Linked DNA regions of Homo sapiens: region 1 is linked to region 2. The links are chromatin loops, found by intact Hi-C in ENCODE. Cell type or tissue: K562. All regions are shown on one strand. Each heading gives the region's core, and the rest is flanking DNA. Links, peaks and the distances in the headings are about the cores only. Region 1 overlaps ADAM12 (ADAM metallopeptidase domain 12). Region 2 overlaps ADAM12 (ADAM metallopeptidase domain 12).

Region 1 (9,016 bases), core at 633-8,632, 140 kb after region 2:
TAACTTCCCACTAAAAACAACTAGAAAAGCTAGGGAAAATATACAAAAATGGTATTTGAAAGCAATGTAGCATTTCCAAAGTAATAAAGTATTATGGGACCATGACCCAGATGGAGAAGAAAACAGAAGGTATGATCCCAAAATGGGGAGGTAACTGTCCCACTCAAGGAATCTGCAGCTATTAGGAGAGGCAGCTGAGAGGCCAAAAAACCTCACCAGAACTTCCCACAGACTCACAAGGCAAGGAAGACAAAATCCAGAAATGAGGGCCTGCGAAGAGGCAGTATTGATAACTCCCCACTCCAGGGTTTGGGTTGGGATCTCAAAATGCTATACCCAAGGAGAGAGGGCGAATGAGAAGTAGATCAGTCTTCACAAAGCCTGAGACCTGTTCAGTCACTGATCACAAGTGCCCCTAGCTTAGGCACCAACCAACCATATGACATCATCTAGCGGCTCAATTTGTCTTTAAGCTGCCCATATACAATGTCTGACACTCCAAAAATAACCAGGCATAAGTGAACACCGAGAAGATAAGACTGAAATACAAGAAAAAAACCACAGGCAATAGAAACTGACCTATAGGAGATGCAGTTAAAGGAACTCAGAAGCGGAATTTAAAATTTAAAATGCCACACTTCATATGTTCAAGAAATTGAAAAACAGAAAAGTCAGCAGAGAACTAGAGCCACATGGAAATTCTAAAAACTGGAAAATACAACTCAATGAATAGGTTCAATGGCATTTTAAACACAGCTGAAGGAAGAAATCGTAGAGTGAAAAATCGGTCTGAAGAAAATATGCAGGACAAAAGCATAAAGAGATAAAAGGCTGGAAAGTTCAGAAAAAAGCTTCAGAGACATATGGGACATGGTGAAAGGTATATGTAATTAGAGACCCAGCAAAGGAGGTAAGAGAAAACCTCAGAAGCAATATTTGAAGAGAAAATAAGAATTTTTCAAAATTGGGAAGAGATATCAAGTCACATACTTTTATAAAAAAAATCACGAATCCAAAGTATTATAAATGAAAAAGAAAAGCCACACCTAGAAGAATCATAGTAACATTGCTGAAAAACAGAGACAAAGAAAAGAAAGATGCGGTATATTAAAAAGAGCAATAATAACTGACAAATGACACCACAGAAGACAAAAGAATATACTATATGGTTCAAAGAAACAATTGTCACCTAAAGTTCTGTATGATTAAAATTGAAAATGAAATATCCTTTAAAAAATGAAATATTCTTAACATTAAAGGTGAAATAAAGATATTTGCAGACAAGCAAAAATTGAGAGAATTCAGCAGCCGCAGATTGCATTAAAGAAATACTAAGGACTTTTCTTCAGGAGAGAGGAATATTACTTTTGACAGCTGCTTGGAGATTGTAGGAAGGAATGAAGCGGTAAGGTTAACATGTGGGAACCTCTAAATGAATATTAAAGGCATGGTACAGAAATGAGAAAGAGAGGAGGTAAACAGAACCCAGTGAATAAGTTTACAACAGTTTAAACACAGCACATATCCACTTTCAATGCCTTCATTTCCAGGAACATATTTTTTAACTGGAAGAAGATTCCATGACCCCAGGCCTCGGCATGCCTGCCTGGAACTTCAGTCACTAGGGATTTAGCCCAGATTTCTTCTAGCTACGTCCACTTTATTCTTTTCTCTCATTTTTTCAACAAATCTGTTGAGCATCTATTATGGGCAAGGCACTATACAGAGTTCTGGGGCCACAGAGATGAAGACACTCATTTTATAGGCAAAGAAGGAAAACTCAGAGAAGTTCAGCAACTTGCCCAAGGTTACCTGGCTCCTACATGGCAGAGCCAAACCCTGGATCTATTTCCTTGCCAGGAATTTTCTACTAAGCAACCTTGACTCCCCCACCCCTAAAAAGTCACATACATGAATGCTCATGTTGAATTTACCCATGTTACTGTCTAATATTTTATTGCTATTACCATTCAGCTTTTTTTTTTCTTTTTTTAACAGTCTCACTCTGTTGCCCAGGCTGGAGTGCAGTGGCGCAATGTCGGCTCACTGCAAACTCTGCCTCCTGGGTTCAAACAATTCTCCTGCCTCAGCCTTCCAAGTACCTGGGATTATAGGTGCCCACCACCACGCCTGGCTAATTTTTGTATTTTTAGTAGAGACGGGGTTTCGCCATGTTGGCCAGGCTGGTCTTGAACTCCTGACCTCAGTTGATCTGCCTGTCTCAGCCTCCCAAAGTGCTGGGATTACAGGGGTGAGCCACCTGGCCCAGCCCCACTCAACTTTTTTTCTCTGACATCCTCATATCACCGTCAGTCTCTTCACCATCTTCGAAGTATTCCTTTTCACTTTCTTTCCTATTATTTTTACCTTTGTAGAATAAAAATATCTTGAATTCATAAATGGATCGTGTGACCTTCTATTTCTTAAGATGCGAGCATGCAACGTTCTGCAGTTAGAAGAATCCCACTGGAATTTTCAACCATTTAATGATGCTACCCAAATCATACACAGCTACTGTCCTCTTGCCCTGGCCAAGAACTGGGGTCAGGGTCAAAGCTAAAGCTCTAATGTGGCCCAGGAAAGAAGGAAGGAGGCTACCACTTTGCTCCACCTGCCTGATCCCATCCCACCTGACAGGACCTGGGCACTGGTCCCCCACTGATAAACAGGGGGGAAGAGGCCAATTTTGATAGTATCCATGGGGCTCTGCAGCCAGACCACTCTCCTTCCTTCTTCCCCTTACCAAATTCAGTACCTCCAAGCTAAGAGTTATCCTCCTAAACCCTGGCAATAATTCTGCATATATCTGCATTACTGTTTAACAACTTGCAGGAAAAATTATATCTATACAGCAATAATCAATCATGGGTGTATAGATAATTTACGGCCAAGACACATTTTAAAAAGACGGTTTTGTTAAATGAAAGTACTGTTTCATTATCTCTGCTATTAACATAACAGCCCAATTTTATTTACCACAGAGCTTATTACCATATGACCTCACTTTTCTTTTTTTAATTAATAGGAAACACAAAAACCTGACCCTACTGGAGAATAAAATCCTGCACAGAAAAATTAATGTAACCTTTAAAACCCTGACGTAAAAGGCTACATAGGTTGAGTGTGTTAACTCTTCCCATGTCCACAGATTAACATTGCCGGAGTATTCCACGAGATTCCACTAGTATATCATGATGAGAAAGACCAACTTCTAAGGCAGCTTGAAGCTTTCTGTCCTCAGGTCTTTTCAGTTTGATTTGCTTAATGTAAAACAAGTATTCAAAATAAGCAACGACTTAAATAGGTTGGTTGAAATCAGTGGTTTCAACTTGGGGCGATTTTGCCCCCCAGGGAACATGTGGCAATGTCTAGGGACATTTTTGGTTGTCTCAACAGGGTGAAAGATGCTACTGGCAACCAGTGGGTAGAGTCCAGGGGTGCCGCTAAACATTGTACAATGCACAGGACAGTACCCTCCCTCTCCCCAGCACAGAATAACCCAGTCCAAATGTTAACAGTGTCATCGCTAAGAAACCCTGGTTTAAATTTTTCTTCTTGAATAGCTGCATTTAACCAGATGGTCTATAACCTTGTAAGTGCTAACAACACACTGGCTTACACAGCTCCCACCCTTGTTATTTTATTTATATATGCAAACAGATGTGTTATGTTCTTTTTAAGACCACCTTTGAATGGAAGAAAACTTGCCAAAATGTAATTACATTCAATCTATGTCAGGGTGAGCATAGTTTCATTCAGTCCCCAAATGAAGACACACTGGAAATTAGGTGGCAGTGCATTTAATATGGGGAGGTTTCCTGAGAGTTAGGCCTTCAGTTCTTGTTTAAAGGAAGAATAAGGAAAGAAGAACCTCCACATTTCTAGGCTAAATGAGGAACATGGGGTAAGGGGTGGGGTGGCTGACATAGCTGAATCAGTGGATTTTTGGAGAAGCAGGTTGTATTTATAGGAGGTCAAGACTTGTAGGATGTGACCAGCTGGTAAGAAGCTTTGAGGATGATCATCAAAGGTTATATTTAATCCCAAGCAATAAAAAGGCAGCAACCATTACGAGTCCACTAAGAAATACTCAGAAGACAAAAACACATTGGTCTACTCTCTTCCCATCCAGATTGCAGACATTGCCCTTTATACATACTCTTACATCCTCCCTAACTTCCAGGCGTAGTTAATACTCTGCCTCCTTAAATCATAATTTATACTCTGAGCCTGGGGCCTAATTACTTAATCTTTTCAAATTCATGGAACATATATGGGTAGCATGTATCATGACCGTGGGACAGCTTGAGCCACTTAATAAAACTTTCAAGTCCAAATCGTATACAAAAACATCCTGGTCTTATCTAAAATTTCGACATTCTCTGGAGAAACAATCTTTAGTGTGTTCTCCAGAGGGATTCTCAGGGTCATCCAATTCTGATGCTTAAATCAAATAATCGTTTGGCTTTCTCTCTTTGTTCCTCAAACCCCACCAACCCCACCCCCAGGGTTTTGTCCGTCCAAACTGTTCATTTTGCTTCACCAAGTCTGTTTCTGTGCCAAATTCTGCAAGTTAAGCCTTCAGCCTTTGGACTATCCTTTTACAAGATGGGGGCTCAGATTAAATTCTCACTAACTTGTTCCTGTTGTGATCCCAGATGTGCTTCTAATCTGTGTTCCTTTTGTGTGTGATCTCAAGGCATTTGGACTAAAATGGAAAGTCAGCATTTTTTAGAAAGTAATTGGTCTTTTATTATACGATACTTTGAATGGGATCAATGTGTTTCGGCAAAAACAGAAATGATGACGAGAAGAAAGAAAGAAGAACACAGATAGATGGGAAGATTTCACCCCTTTCGTGAGGACACTTAGGATAATGAGCAGGGGTCTAAGCTACAGGAGGGTGGAAGGGGAGGACGTCTGAAGAGCTTGAAGTGATCTCTGCAAGTTTAAAACAAAAGCACAGTTGTCTCCTGTCTAGAGTCAGTTTGTATTCAATTGTTTTTTAAAAGGAAACCACCAATGGTGAGGATGTTTCATTATGCTAAATTATAAATCACTCCTGAAAAATAACATTTAGAAAGAAAGGAAAAGGTTTTGGAAATAGGCTACACGTACCATTACCAAAATTGTGTCATTTCAGAATGATAAATGCCCTGTGTGTATTTTTGAGGCATAATGCAGTAAAGACTTTAGTACTTCCAGTTTTCACTAGTTGAGCACAATGGCAGTGACGCCAGAAAAGAAGTGACTTTTAAAAGAAGGGAACAAAGGAAGAGGGGGCATGGTTTTGGAACAGGCTGGGCATTAAGGATAAAAAAGAACTCAAGAATGGAGCAAAGTAGGGAGCTGGGTGCCTGGGAGGACACTGACACCCAGAGGAAAATAAGGGAGACAGGACTGATTTGATCATTTTTGATATTTGATGTGTGAAACATTTTTACCTACTTGAAAGTAGTGTTAAAGTACAATGTGATCCATTGCTGTTTTGGGAAGCATCGATATTCCTTTTTACATGCGTAAAATCCCCATTCATCACTGGGAGCTTTCAATCCTTTTGGTATTTCCAGTTGCTCATACTATCCTATGTATATCACCAATGTAACAACAGCTGTTTTTATTGCTGCTGTCATTGTGCTGGAAAAGCGCAAACATGTTTGTACAGCTTTCTAAGCAAAACTGTCATTTTCCCTTTTATTAAATTGGTTGTTTGTGATTAGTGGGAAGAGTTAAATCGCTGTAGAAATCCTATTAGAAAGAGTAATGTAATAGCCTGTACAGGGATCCCAGTCCATTTCCCAAGACAGGTCATTAAATTACTTTCCGAGAGGAGAAGATTCACACAGAGCATTCAGGGCAATTAAGAAAATCACCCTATTCCTGGCTCTTGGGCATTTTTGAAGTGAGATATGCTTTGAGCAAAACCAGGGAATGTGGTAAAGGAAAATAATTTTTGCACAGGCTTTAGAAGGTCACAGGACAGGGAAATAAGCAATATGTTTGAATCCTGGCCTAGCCACAGAGCAGCTTTGAGACAGATTAACCCTGCATAGCAAAGCCTCTCTTTACCTGTGGTGGGTTTGGCTTCCTTAATTCATTGTAAGGTGATGCCTCACCTTGTTTGTCCTAATTGTGAGAACACCATCATATTATACACCAAATTGGCTGGTTCACAGAAGGGCAAAGATCCTAGACTGAAGATATTTTTAAATTCTCCCACTGTGGTATACTATTATTTGACAGTAGACTATGAATACATTATAGAACCATACTATAAATTTCACAGTCTTTCTTGATCAGACCTCCTCCAGAGATTGAGCTGTAATACCTTAACACATCCATCATATATGATGAATTAATGTCTCTCCTATGCATTTAGAATGGTGTTACTTATGCATCATCCTTGGGAGAATTGAGAAAGACACTCAATCATTTTTCTCTGTCTTCTGTGATTACGATGAAACACTCTAAGAAAGGCCGTGCCTCACACAAACACCCAAAAGTAATAAATTAGTTAACAAATAAATAATACAATAGAGACAAAGAGCTAAGAAACCAACATACAGAAAACTAGAATACTGATTTTTTAAAAATCCAAAACCAGGTAACAAAAAGGAAGTGAAAGAAGGAAGGAAGGAAAGAAGGAAGGGAGGGAGGGAGGGAGGGAGGGAGAAAAACAAAAAACCCAAACAGATGGAAAAGTAGAAAATAAAGAACAGCAACTTCAAAAAAGCCAACCATATTAATAATTACATTAAAGATAAATGATCTAAATACTCCAAAATAAAAGGCAGAGATGGTCACAGGCAGTGAAAAAGGAAGACTTAACTACACGCTGTCAGCAAGAAACCCACTATAAGTATAACAATGCATATAGATTAAAACTGAAAGAGCAAAGAGCAGTAAATGATATATTATAGAAGATGAAATACTATTTGATAAATTGGACTTCAAAATTTTAAAATTCTGCTGATCAAAATACACCATTAAGAAAATATAAAGTTAAGCCACAGTGTTGAAGAAAACATTTGCTACACAATCGACTTGTATCCAGAATATATAAAGAACTGTTAATCACCTTAACGCACGTAAAAATGGGTAAAAAAAATCTGAACGTTTACAAAAAAAAAATATATTTGAATGGCCAATAAGTTCCATGTAAACATGGTCAATTTCATGAAATATCAGGGAAATGTGAACTAAAACCACAATGAGATACCAATATCCAACCATTATAATGGTTGAGTTGAAGAAGACTGAATATACCAAGTGTAAATTATAAATCACCACCACCACCGACATATAATGTATACCTTGGTGAGGATAGAAACAATAGAACACATATATATTTCTGGCGGGAAAGTAAAATGGTAGACTTTGGGAGACAATTTGGCAATTTCTTAGAAAGCTAAACACTTGAAACAGGAATTCCATTCCTGGGTATATTCCCAAATGAAATAAAAATATATTTCTACACAGTGACTTACACAGAGTTAATTATAACAGCTTTACTCTTAATAGCTCAAAACTTGAATCAACCCAAATATCCATCAACAGGGGAATGTATGAGCAAACTGCAGAATATCCAACAATGAGTTACTACTCAAGCAATAACAAGAAATGGACTCCTGATACCAACAACACAAATGAATTTCAAAAGCATTATGTTAATCAAAAGGAGCCAGACACAAAAGAGTACAATCACATGATTTCGTACATATGAGTTTCTAGAAGAGAGAAATCTAATCTTTAGTGCTATAAAACAGATTGGTCGTTACTTGAAGCCAGAGTTGATAAGAAAGACTGATTGAAAAGGAACACTACAAAGGAACTGACTATGAAGAAATATTTTTGGGATGAGGGAAATATTTAATGTCTTGATTTGGGTGACGGTTACGTGGGTGTATATACTTGTCAAAATTCATTAAACTGTCCACTTATGTGTATTTTATCTTTTTATTGTTTTACTTCAAAGTTTATTTTTACAAAAATCTCCACTGTGATATGGTTTTCTCTCTTTTTAATTCTACAAATTTCTATGGTATATATTTTGAAAAAATCCTAAAGCAAGTGTTTCAGATTGAAGGAAAATGATACTGAGTAGAATTATGACCAGGCTAGTAGACTCATTTTATTATTATGAGATAGGACTATTTCTCATCAAACTTCCTGTCTTAAATCGACTATATTTAATATTGTTACAGCTGGTCAGCTTCATTTTGATGTGTTTGCTTGCATGGCATATATATTTTTCTCTCCTTTTACTTGATTCCTGTAGGAAGTTCTATATTTATATATACTTCATTTCTGTATGTATTGACATTTAAAGTGTATCTCTTGTAAATCATATACAGGGAGTTTGGTTTCTTAACCCCATCTGATAATCCTTGTTTTTTAATTTTTCCATTTAATTTTACTATAATTCCTGCAGAGCTGGGTTTAAGTCTGGCATCCTTCTACTTATTTTCTTGTGTATTAGTATTTTATTTTTCCTGTTTTTTTAAAATAAACTTTATATTTTTATTATTTCATCTTTCTCTTATAGCAGCTTCTTATATCTTACTGTCATCCTTTCAGTGCCTACTTTGGAGATAAAAATGAGGATCCCAGACTTATTATTAACTTAGTATCTTTACTGTTTTCAGAATAAGCAAAAATATTATAATAGTTGAGCTCTATTTGTTCCTCCCTTTGTGCTATTCATAGTTTACTTATCCATATGTTGTAAAGCCCTAAATATCTTGCATTATTGTTTTAAAGAGTTAATAGTGTTATATTTACCAATATGTTTACATTCTTATGCTCTTTCTATAGTTCTATGCTTCTATCTGGCATCGTTTTCCTTCAACCTGAAGGACATCCTTTCATAGCTCTTACAGTTTGATTCTGTTAGAGACGAATTTTATCACCTGCTTTTGGTTTTTAAATATCTTTATTTTTCCTCCATTTTTAAGAGAATTTTCTCCCAGTTTGAATTCTGCATTGGCAGTTTTTCTTACATCTTGACCTTCCAAGA
Region 2 (9,016 bases), core at 706-8,705:
GCTAGCTGCTGGGATACAAAGACAAATAGGAACAGCCCCCATCTTGATGACACCACGAGCTGGTAGGGTGATGGTTGACACAGAATCCAGTGTGAAGGGAGCGATCACAGAGTAGAAACAGAGTCCTTCTGAGGCAGGAGAGTAAGGTCTGGAGGCAGGGAACAAAGGTCGATTCATGCTGACTTTCTAGAACTAAGTCAAACGGAAACACTTCAGCTATGACAGGAAATATCCTCTCCATTTACATAGGGCGTACAGCGATTAAATGACTTTGTAACTTTACCTCATCCCCTTCATTTACATAGGGCGCACACGAAGTAACCAATGGAAACCTCTAGAGGGTATTTAAATCCCAGAAAATTCTGTAACGGGGATCTTGAGCACCTATGCTTGGGCCCCCTCACACCCTGAGGAGCGTAATTTCATTTTCAATAAATCTCTGCTTCTGTTGCTTCATTCTTTCCTTGTTTTGTTTGTGCATTTTGTCCAATTCTTTGTTCAAAACACCAAGAACCTGGACATCCTCCAGCAGTAACACTTCTGGGTGCGTGGATGTGCTTTGGGTGGAGCATCCTGCAAGGGAAAGGCTTTGCGTAGGGATCCGACAACTACTGGGCCCTAACGATGGAGCAGGAGTCGGCCAGGCCCAGGACAGGGTGGAAGGAGAGGGGAAATCCTGGCAGATAATGTCAAGGTCAGGGCCTGAAAGGCCTGGAGTCTGGGGAGCTGGGCTGGTGGAAGACAGAGAAAGGCTCTAAACAGAACCTGGGTTTTCTGTGTCTGGACAACAGGGAGTCAAGAGTTGCTTTAAATACTGAACTTTGTGGATGGTGAAGGTGCTGCCTGCCCTTTCCTGTCTTCAGAGGAAGACACTCTCCACTCTTCACACCGTTTGGTTTTGTGTGTGTGTGTGTGGGGGGGTGCTCCTCCACTCTTGATCCAGAGATGAACATGTGACCCAAGCTAAGCCCATCACAAATCTTCCCTACAGCATGTTGAGCTGGGATGTCTGGGGATGACGTCTTTCTTCTCTGTTCTCAAGGCTCTGAGAATGTGGCCACCACCTCCATCCTGGTCCCTTACTTCAGGAGAAAGCTAGTCAGAGAGAACAAAGCTGTCACCCTCAGGCAGGGACAAAAGGCAGGGAGAGGGAGATGGACCTGTTGCCCATGGGGCCTGCTCCGCCTCTCCTCCTCCTCATAAGTCCCTCTCTTCTGCCTACGCTGGCTGGAGCTGGGTTTTGCAACCAGAGTCCTGATCAGTATGGCAGGGAAGGAAAAGCAGCGGGAATATGCAAATGTCAGAGATGAGAAGCACTTCCTTACACAGTCAGAGTTCTTAGACCTGCTCCCAGCCAAGTTCAGAACTGAGAGTCAGCTCCTTGTTTTACATGGATTGCAATATGTTGAGGATATGCCTGGCTTAAATCAGTTAGACCCCGATGGCAGGTCTCCGCTGCAGTCTACTTAACAGCGAGTGTTTGAGAGAGTGTGCGGAAAACATAAAACACAGACGGGCCCTCACACTCACTGGCAAAGGCACGTGGGCCTCCCAAGTGCTGCCCCTCACTCTCCTCAGCAGTGCACATGTCGTGCCAGAGAAAGTTGCCCTCCTTGGCAGCGTTGAGCTCTGAAACCCCTGTCTTCTAAGCTCACCTCCTCTGAGCTGCCAGAGGGGCTGCCTGGGCAGGCTCATTCACAGGGCACCCTGGCCCTGTCACGCAGTCATGAGCAAAGGAGAGGAAGAGGGGAAGGAGAGCAGGCAAGGCAGTGGGAAGGTGACAGGGCCCTGAAGAGAAGAGTGTGAAGAAGGGGTAGTCCTTAGTCATAGGTAGAGAGCTCCAGGATGGTGGAGGAGTCTGGTGACCTTGACAATGGAGATGCAGCAGGTGAGCCCAGGTCAAGGTGACAGGCGAGGTGAACGAATGTTCCACAGCACAGTTCCAAAGGGAAGCAGAGAGGCGGGATGTGAAAACCAGAGACGGGGACTTGAGGGGAATAACTGGAGGGATGGGGCTGAGAGGGGACATGGGTGAAGCTGCAGAGGAACAGGCAGAAGGATGCAGAGCACAGAGGGATACACACAACACAGGACATATCTGCAGAGCACGGGGTAATGCACACAGCACGGGAGAAAGCACAGAGCACAGGGAGAGAATGCACAGAGCACCGGGAGAGGAGGCACAGAGCACAGGGGGAGGCACAGAGCATGGAGGGGAGGATGCACAGAGCATGAGGGATGCACAGAGCATGGGAAGATGCACAGAGCATGGGGAGAGGATGCACAGAGCACGGAGAGAGGATGCACAGAGCACGGGGAGGATGCACAGAGCACGGGGAGAGAATGCACAGAGCATGGGGAGAGGATGCACAGAGCACGGAGAGAGGATGCACAGAGCACGGGGAGGATGCACAGAGCACGGGGAGGATGCACAGAGCATGGGGCAGGGATGCACAGAGCCGGGGGTGGGGATGCAGAGAGCAGAGGCGGGGAGGATGCAGAGAGCATGGGGCGGGGATGCACAGAGCATGGGTTGGGGGATGCACAGAGCACGGGGAGAGGATGCACAGAGCACAGGGAGAGGATGCACAGAGCATGGTGGGGAGGATTCGGAGAGCATGGGGGTGGGGATGCACAGAGCACGGGTGGGAGGATGAGCAGAGCATGGAGTGGGGATGCACACAGCACGGTGGGGAGGATGCGCAGAGCACGGGGAGTAGATGCACAGAGCACGGTGGGGAGGGTGCGCAGAGCATGGGGAGAGGATGCACAGAGCATGGTGGGGAGGATGCACAGAGCATGGAGGGGGGATGCACAGAGCATGGAAGATGCAGCTAAGGATGCACACAGCCTATTCTCTACTGAGCCAGAACCCATAGTGGCCTCAATAGTCTTAAAAAAGAGCACACGGCTGGGCACAGTGGCTCACGCCTGTAATCCCAGCACTTTGGGAGGCCAAGGCGGGCAGATCACGAGGTCAGGAGATCGAGACCATTCTGGCTAATACGGTGAAACCCCGTCTCTACTAAAAATACAAAAAAATTAGCCGGGCACGGTGGTGGGTGCCTGTGGTCCCAACTACTCAGGAGGCTGAGGCAGGAGAATGGCGTGAACCTGGGAGGCAGAGCTTGCAGTGAGCCGAGATCATGCCACTGCACTCCAGCCTGGGCAACAGAGCGAGACTCCATCAAAAAAAAAAAAAAAAAAAAAAAAGGAGCACACTTGACCAGCTTAAATATTACAGAGAAAGGAAAGGAAGAATTTAATGTAGATTAAGTTATATTAATTATTACATATATTATTTACTATGTACTTGTACTTCTATCACATCCTTTATTAATATTTTAGCAATTCAGGTCTTAACAATGTTGAAATCTTATTTGAATGAACAAGGTATATAGATACCTAATATTAAGGGGAGTGATGGGTGCAGACATTTGTAGAACAAAGATACATCATTCGAAGGCTTCTGACCAGGCTTAACTGAAAGCTGGTTTGGACAGATGGCCAAGGAGAAAAGTCATTTTACGTATGAGGGAGAGAAAAGTCCATCAGGAAAGCTGGGGATTAGAGAAAACGAGCTTTTGATAGACAACTGTCAGCAAACTGGAGGACAGAGTAATTTTAGGGTTAAACAGCAGTAAAATTAATTAGAAGGTTTTGAAATGTGACTCAGAACAGCAATACAAAGCCCTAAAACTACCCACTGCTCCTCATCATCATCCAAGTGTCATTGGAGCTAAGCAGAAATACAACCACAGTCATGCTTGGAGCTCTGGAGAGTTCTTAAGCACTGTGTTATGTCTTCTCTTGTCTAAGGAGAGTGGAACAGGGGCTTGTGCTTACAGCCCTGACCATGTCCCACTGCTGCTGAGGCACTAAATGATATGTTCCTTTTCGAGTTTTTCTTATGCAGTCTGGAAAAGAAATGTTGATTTACAGATAAGATGCAGTCATACCACTTGTGTACATTGTATCTTCTCAAGATATTTTGAAGACAAGAGAGGGGAAGGGGAAGGGGAAGACAGGAACAGGAGGAAAGCCAGCAAAAATTCATGCTCAGCATACAACAGAGTCTTGCAAAATGCAGGCGGTGAATGTTACGTGCGCTCACCACAAAAATGGTAACTGGGAGGTAATACATTTGTTTATTAGCTAGATTCAACTATCTCCTTCAAAACAACATGGTGTGCCCAACAAAAACACGCAATGATATGTCCATTTAAATAGCTAAATACCTAAATAAATACCAACTCCCCCCTCTCCAAAAAAAAGCCCCAAACTGAAGATGGGCTTTCTGTTGATCAGCCCCAGTGCTATGAGCTGGAAAAACAGGCAGCTTCCTTGGTTTTCTTTCAGGGGTTTGAATGAGAGATGGAGAGAAGCAATATGACCTGATATCGGAACTCCTTCCCAGCTCTCCCTTCCAGGAATCTGTGCTTCTGCAGCCAAGACTCCAGGTGTCATGCGCTCCACACCCTTGGGAATGAACCCACCATGCAGGGCTTTGTGTGCCCCTGCTCCCTGCTCTGACTTCCTCAGGTCCTGCTTGGAGATCATGCTGCTGTCCCTGCTAAAACTCTTTAGTGTCTTCTTGTTGGCCCTGGGGTGAAATCCCAACGCCTCCCGATGGCCTCCGAGGTGCTTGCAACCTCATGCTGCCCACCCTGCCACCACACTGTGCTCACTTTTCCCTCTAGCTCATGCTACTCTAGCCAACACTGGCCTCTGGTTGGTTCTAGAACATTCCAGATCCTCTCCCTCTGAGGGCCATTGCACCTGCTGTGCCCGTGTCTGGAACATTCTTTACATGGCTTTTCATGTAGCCAGCACCTTTTCATCCTTCTGCTCTTGGTTTCAGTGTTGTCTCTCCAGAGGGTCCTTTCCTGATCTCTTATCTAAAGCAGCCCCATCACCACTATTAGCCCCCATCGCAGTCCTCCTTTGGTTTTCTGCCTGGTATTCCTATTTTGTTTATGCGTCTCCTTACTTATTTATCTCTACCTTCAAGAATGTGAGCCACAGGAGGGCTCCTTGGTCATCGCTGTATTCCCTCACTTCCAGCCCTGCAGAGAGCCTGCACCTCCTCCTGGCTGTAAGCATTAATAGCTGCTAAACACACCCTGGTCCAGGTACTGTGCTGAGCCCCTGATATCTCATTTAATCCATATATTATCTGGCCCATGGATATTATTTTTTTAATCCCTATTTAAAAGAGGAAACCAAGACACAGCAGGGTCAAATGACCTGCCCAAGGTCATGCCATCCATGACAGTGTCCGGGTGGTTTTGCTTTAGAATTTGTGCTCTTAACCACTGTGTGGCGCTACCAGACCTTACAGGATGGTCAAGCAATATTGACGGAGTGTTTGCTGCAGGTGCTGTGCTAAGTGCTGAATACATTACATGTTGAGCAGATGAATACGTGAAAGAATAAGTGAATTTGAGGAGCATGCGGCAGGCACTGCCCCTTTTGCTTCGGGCTTTCTGCTCCTTCCTGGGTGATACACGTCCCACATCTTTCTCCAGCACCATGACTTGCCAGGGAGCATGGATGAAACTGAGAAGGCGCTGGATGGAGGTTTTCTAAGATGTGTGCCTAATTTAAAAGGGGCCGGGAGTCAAAGTCCCCTGGAGAGAACTAAGGGGGGTGGATGGACAATGGCAGTATTGGAAATGTGACAGCAATGGCCTTGGAGCCTGCAGATTTCCCCAAAGAGAAAATCCAATTAGATGGACTATCTTACGTCAGCAAATGAAAACAGAAGGTGAATGCATAATTTCATGAGAACATTCTTTTTCTCTGCTTATTAGATTAGGCGATCTAACAAGGCACTCTGCTTCTCTCAATACCAGGAAGTAAAATGCATTTTAACTGTGCCAGGAGTTGATTTTGCTATTTGCCGTTTGTTGTGGGATGACACGTGACACCTAAATATTCTCTCATTTAAACAATATCTAGCATGCTGCACAATGGGAATAAGATGCTCCAGGAGGCCCCACTGCTGAAGGACACAGACCCAGAGTGGTCAGGGCTCCATGACAGGGACACGCCCAAAGCACTGCTGGAGCCCCAGGAAAGGCTTCCAACCCAGAAGTCAGCCTGGGGAGGGGGTGCCCAAGGGAGCCGGGAAAGATGGGGAAGAATGAGCTGCGCTGGTGGGGAAAAGGTGAGGAGAGGAATGGGAAATGGGGAGGAGAGCATTCCAGCGAGAGGGGACTGCATCCTCAAAGGCATGGGGGTGCAGAAACAGCATGCTAGCGGGCAACGCGCAGAGGGGAGGGGAAATGACACGGATGCCAGGTGGTCAGGGCGCAGGGCCTGAGGCAGGGAGACCCGCTGCTGCTGAGACAGGCAGGCTGGGGACAGAACCTACATGCTGCCCAATGCTGCTGACTTTATCCTGTGCCATGCAGAGCCGCCAAACACGGAAGGGACCTGAGCAGACACAAGCTTCAGAGCCACAGGTGGTTCTGACAGCCACACAGATGAGACTTGGAGGGGAAAGAGAAAAATACAGGCTCCAGGAAGGTTAGCAAGGAGGCTGGTGTGAGCGTCCATACAGAGCACCAGGCCAGGACACAACTGGATGGGAAATTCAGGGGGGCCCAGAATCAGGAACTGCGTAACAGACTGAGGACTCTTGCGTGATGTCAACAGAGATGGGTCACTCATAAAGGAGAGAAGAGACATGAGTTCAGTCTTAGCCATGGATGTAGTTTAGATACTTGTCCCCACTCAAATCTCACATTGAATTGTAATCCCCAAAGCTGGAGGTGGGGTCTGGTAGGAGGTGTTTGGATTGTGGGGGCGGATCCTTGATGGCTTGGTGCTGTCTTCGTAAGAATGAGTTTTTGCAAGATCTGGTCAATTAAAAGCATGTGGCACCTCCTCCTCCCACCCCTTCCTCTCACTTTCTCCCGCTTTCATCATACGAGGTACATGTTTCCACTGCACCTTCCACCATGACTGCAAGCTTTCTGAGGCTTCCCCAGAAGCTGAGCAGATGCCGATGCTATGCTTCCTGTAAAGCCTGCAGAACCGTGAGCCAATGAAACCTTTTTTCTTTGTAAATTACCAAGTCTCAGGTATTTCTTCATAGCAACGCAAGAATGTCCTAATCCAGCCATGCTCAGTGCTGAGAGCTGTTCTCTTTCTTGGACACGTCATGGGAGCAGGTGACTCCTACGGTTTGGAGACACATGGTGTCCACCCTCATTTAGAGAGGACAAGTAGACTCCCATCCTTTTTGGCCGAGTACTGTATTTTCTGATTTCAAAATCTTTGGACATACTGGCTGAAAACGAGTATTTAGAATTTGCATGAAAATATTACCATGTAGGTAAAGTTCTTCCTGATAAAATGTCCTGCATTTCTGAAATGATTTGAGTATTGACTCAAAACATGAATGACCTCCAAATTGCTTTCAGATCAATATTGAAATTATCCAACTTTAACTTTACCCTTATATAATTTAGTTACACAGTTTGAATGAGATGGATTTCATTAAGATAACATATGTTACACTCCAAAGCATGGGAGAGCTGAAAGAAACCCCCCGGCCCCAGAAGTGAATCAGCCTTTCTCTTGTGTTCTGCCAGGATTCTGTAACAAGACTTTCCCTATTCGGCCTTATTTCTTGTTTACTTGTCTTCCTCCCACACTGGGTTGAGCTAAAAAGCAGAAACAACACCTCTAAACCTAGCACAATGCCTAGCATAGAAGAAGTGCTTCATAAATAAACGAATGAGAAACTGAATCATTATCATAGAAACGCAACCCAATCTGGATAGAATGTGTCAGAACTAGTTGGATCAATTAAAAATAAAAGAAATATGCTTCAAATTGCTTACACTGATCATACAGGGGGTATGGGGTGGGGACAATCTCATTCATTCCTTCATTATTTCAAGAATTCTGAATGTTCTCCGGTCATCCAGTTCAATGCTGACAACATGTTATCAATTTCAAACTGCTTAAATGAGGGAAACAGGGAAAGAAAAGTAAGAGATTGGCATCAATTACTTAGAATATGAAAAAACTCATTGATGACATGTCAACTTTTTCCTATTATTTCTTTGAAGACCATACGTATTGTTGGAGGGTTTAATTATTCTGTACAGCATATTCATGCCATGCCAAAGTGTCACAAGACAGTTCTTGTTTGTCAATTAACACCAGCAGGCAGTATAGATACTCTTTGCAATTAAATCATGCCAGGCAATGTAGGCTTCAGTGATTTCTTCTTCCTGGTGGATCCATTTGGTATTCGAACAAAGCATCCAACCGAGTTTTTTGCTGAAGATTTACTTTATCATGTCATCATTCCACAAATTACAAAATCATTCATATGTAAATTTGGGTAATGGATTTCTTTTATTAGAATGTGGAAATACAGCTACAAATACTTTCATATGTGGGACTAAGGGCCAAGAGCTTTAACAAAACATAGCACCGAATAAAGATCATAATTAAAAATCATGATCAGGATTTTCCAAGTTACTAAAATGATATCCTTTAATGAAAACTGTCCATTCCACAATCACAGGTAAATAAATATAGAGAAAAGATCTGGAAGGCAAACGGTATGCACCCAGACCGGACCCTGCATCCTCTGAAAACACTCACTCTGGTTTTCAGCAGAAACTCTAGACTAGCTGGAATCATGAAGATCTTCATGCTGCTATCATTGGCTTTTCTGGACTATTTTATGAAAAGATCAGACAGTTGAAAGATTCTCTGTAAAACCAGTATACTGAGGTATAAAATAAGAGGAGAAAAATGAAAAAGAAGTATCGAAGACATCTGGTATTTCTCACATCTCAACTTTGCTCAAACTTCTTTCAGAACCTTGTCTTTGCAAATATTTATGCTTCTTTTTTATGGCACAAGTTATCACAGCCTGGTAAAGAACTCATGGTCTGGGTTCTCATCTTAAAGAATGAAAGCAAAGCATCGCGGCCACCACCCTCAATGCCTTGCCCTCATCATCTTGCCATCTTCCTCCTGCCCCTGT

Evidence for each region. Peaks named below come from ENCODE experiments on the same cell type or tissue, not always from the same donor. Only the 100,000 strongest peaks of a DNase experiment are listed, where the experiment ranks them.
Region 1: it touches region 2 in a loop (2.5-fold over the local background); 2 of 110 quality-filtered maps call a loop at or near these places.

Annotation. Positions count from the first base shown.
Region 1 is chr10:126,297,673-126,306,688 of GRCh38, forward strand. All of the region lies in intron 2 of ADAM12 (ADAM metallopeptidase domain 12), which reads right to left. Among named protein-coding and RNA genes, the nearest start is that of ADAM12, 86 kb to the right of the region's middle. In K562, for the core only: a CTCF peak has its summit at 5,377; no DNase peak of the experiment used is centred there.
Region 2 is chr10:126,156,119-126,165,134 of GRCh38, forward strand. The region is part of intron 3 of ADAM12 (ADAM metallopeptidase domain 12); the gene reads right to left. Among named protein-coding and RNA genes, the nearest start is that of FANK1-AS1, 190 kb to the left of the region's middle. RefSeq lists enhancers at 1,127-1,627, 1,628-2,128, 6,226-6,726. In K562, for the core only: a CTCF peak has its summit at 5,327; no DNase peak of the experiment used is centred there.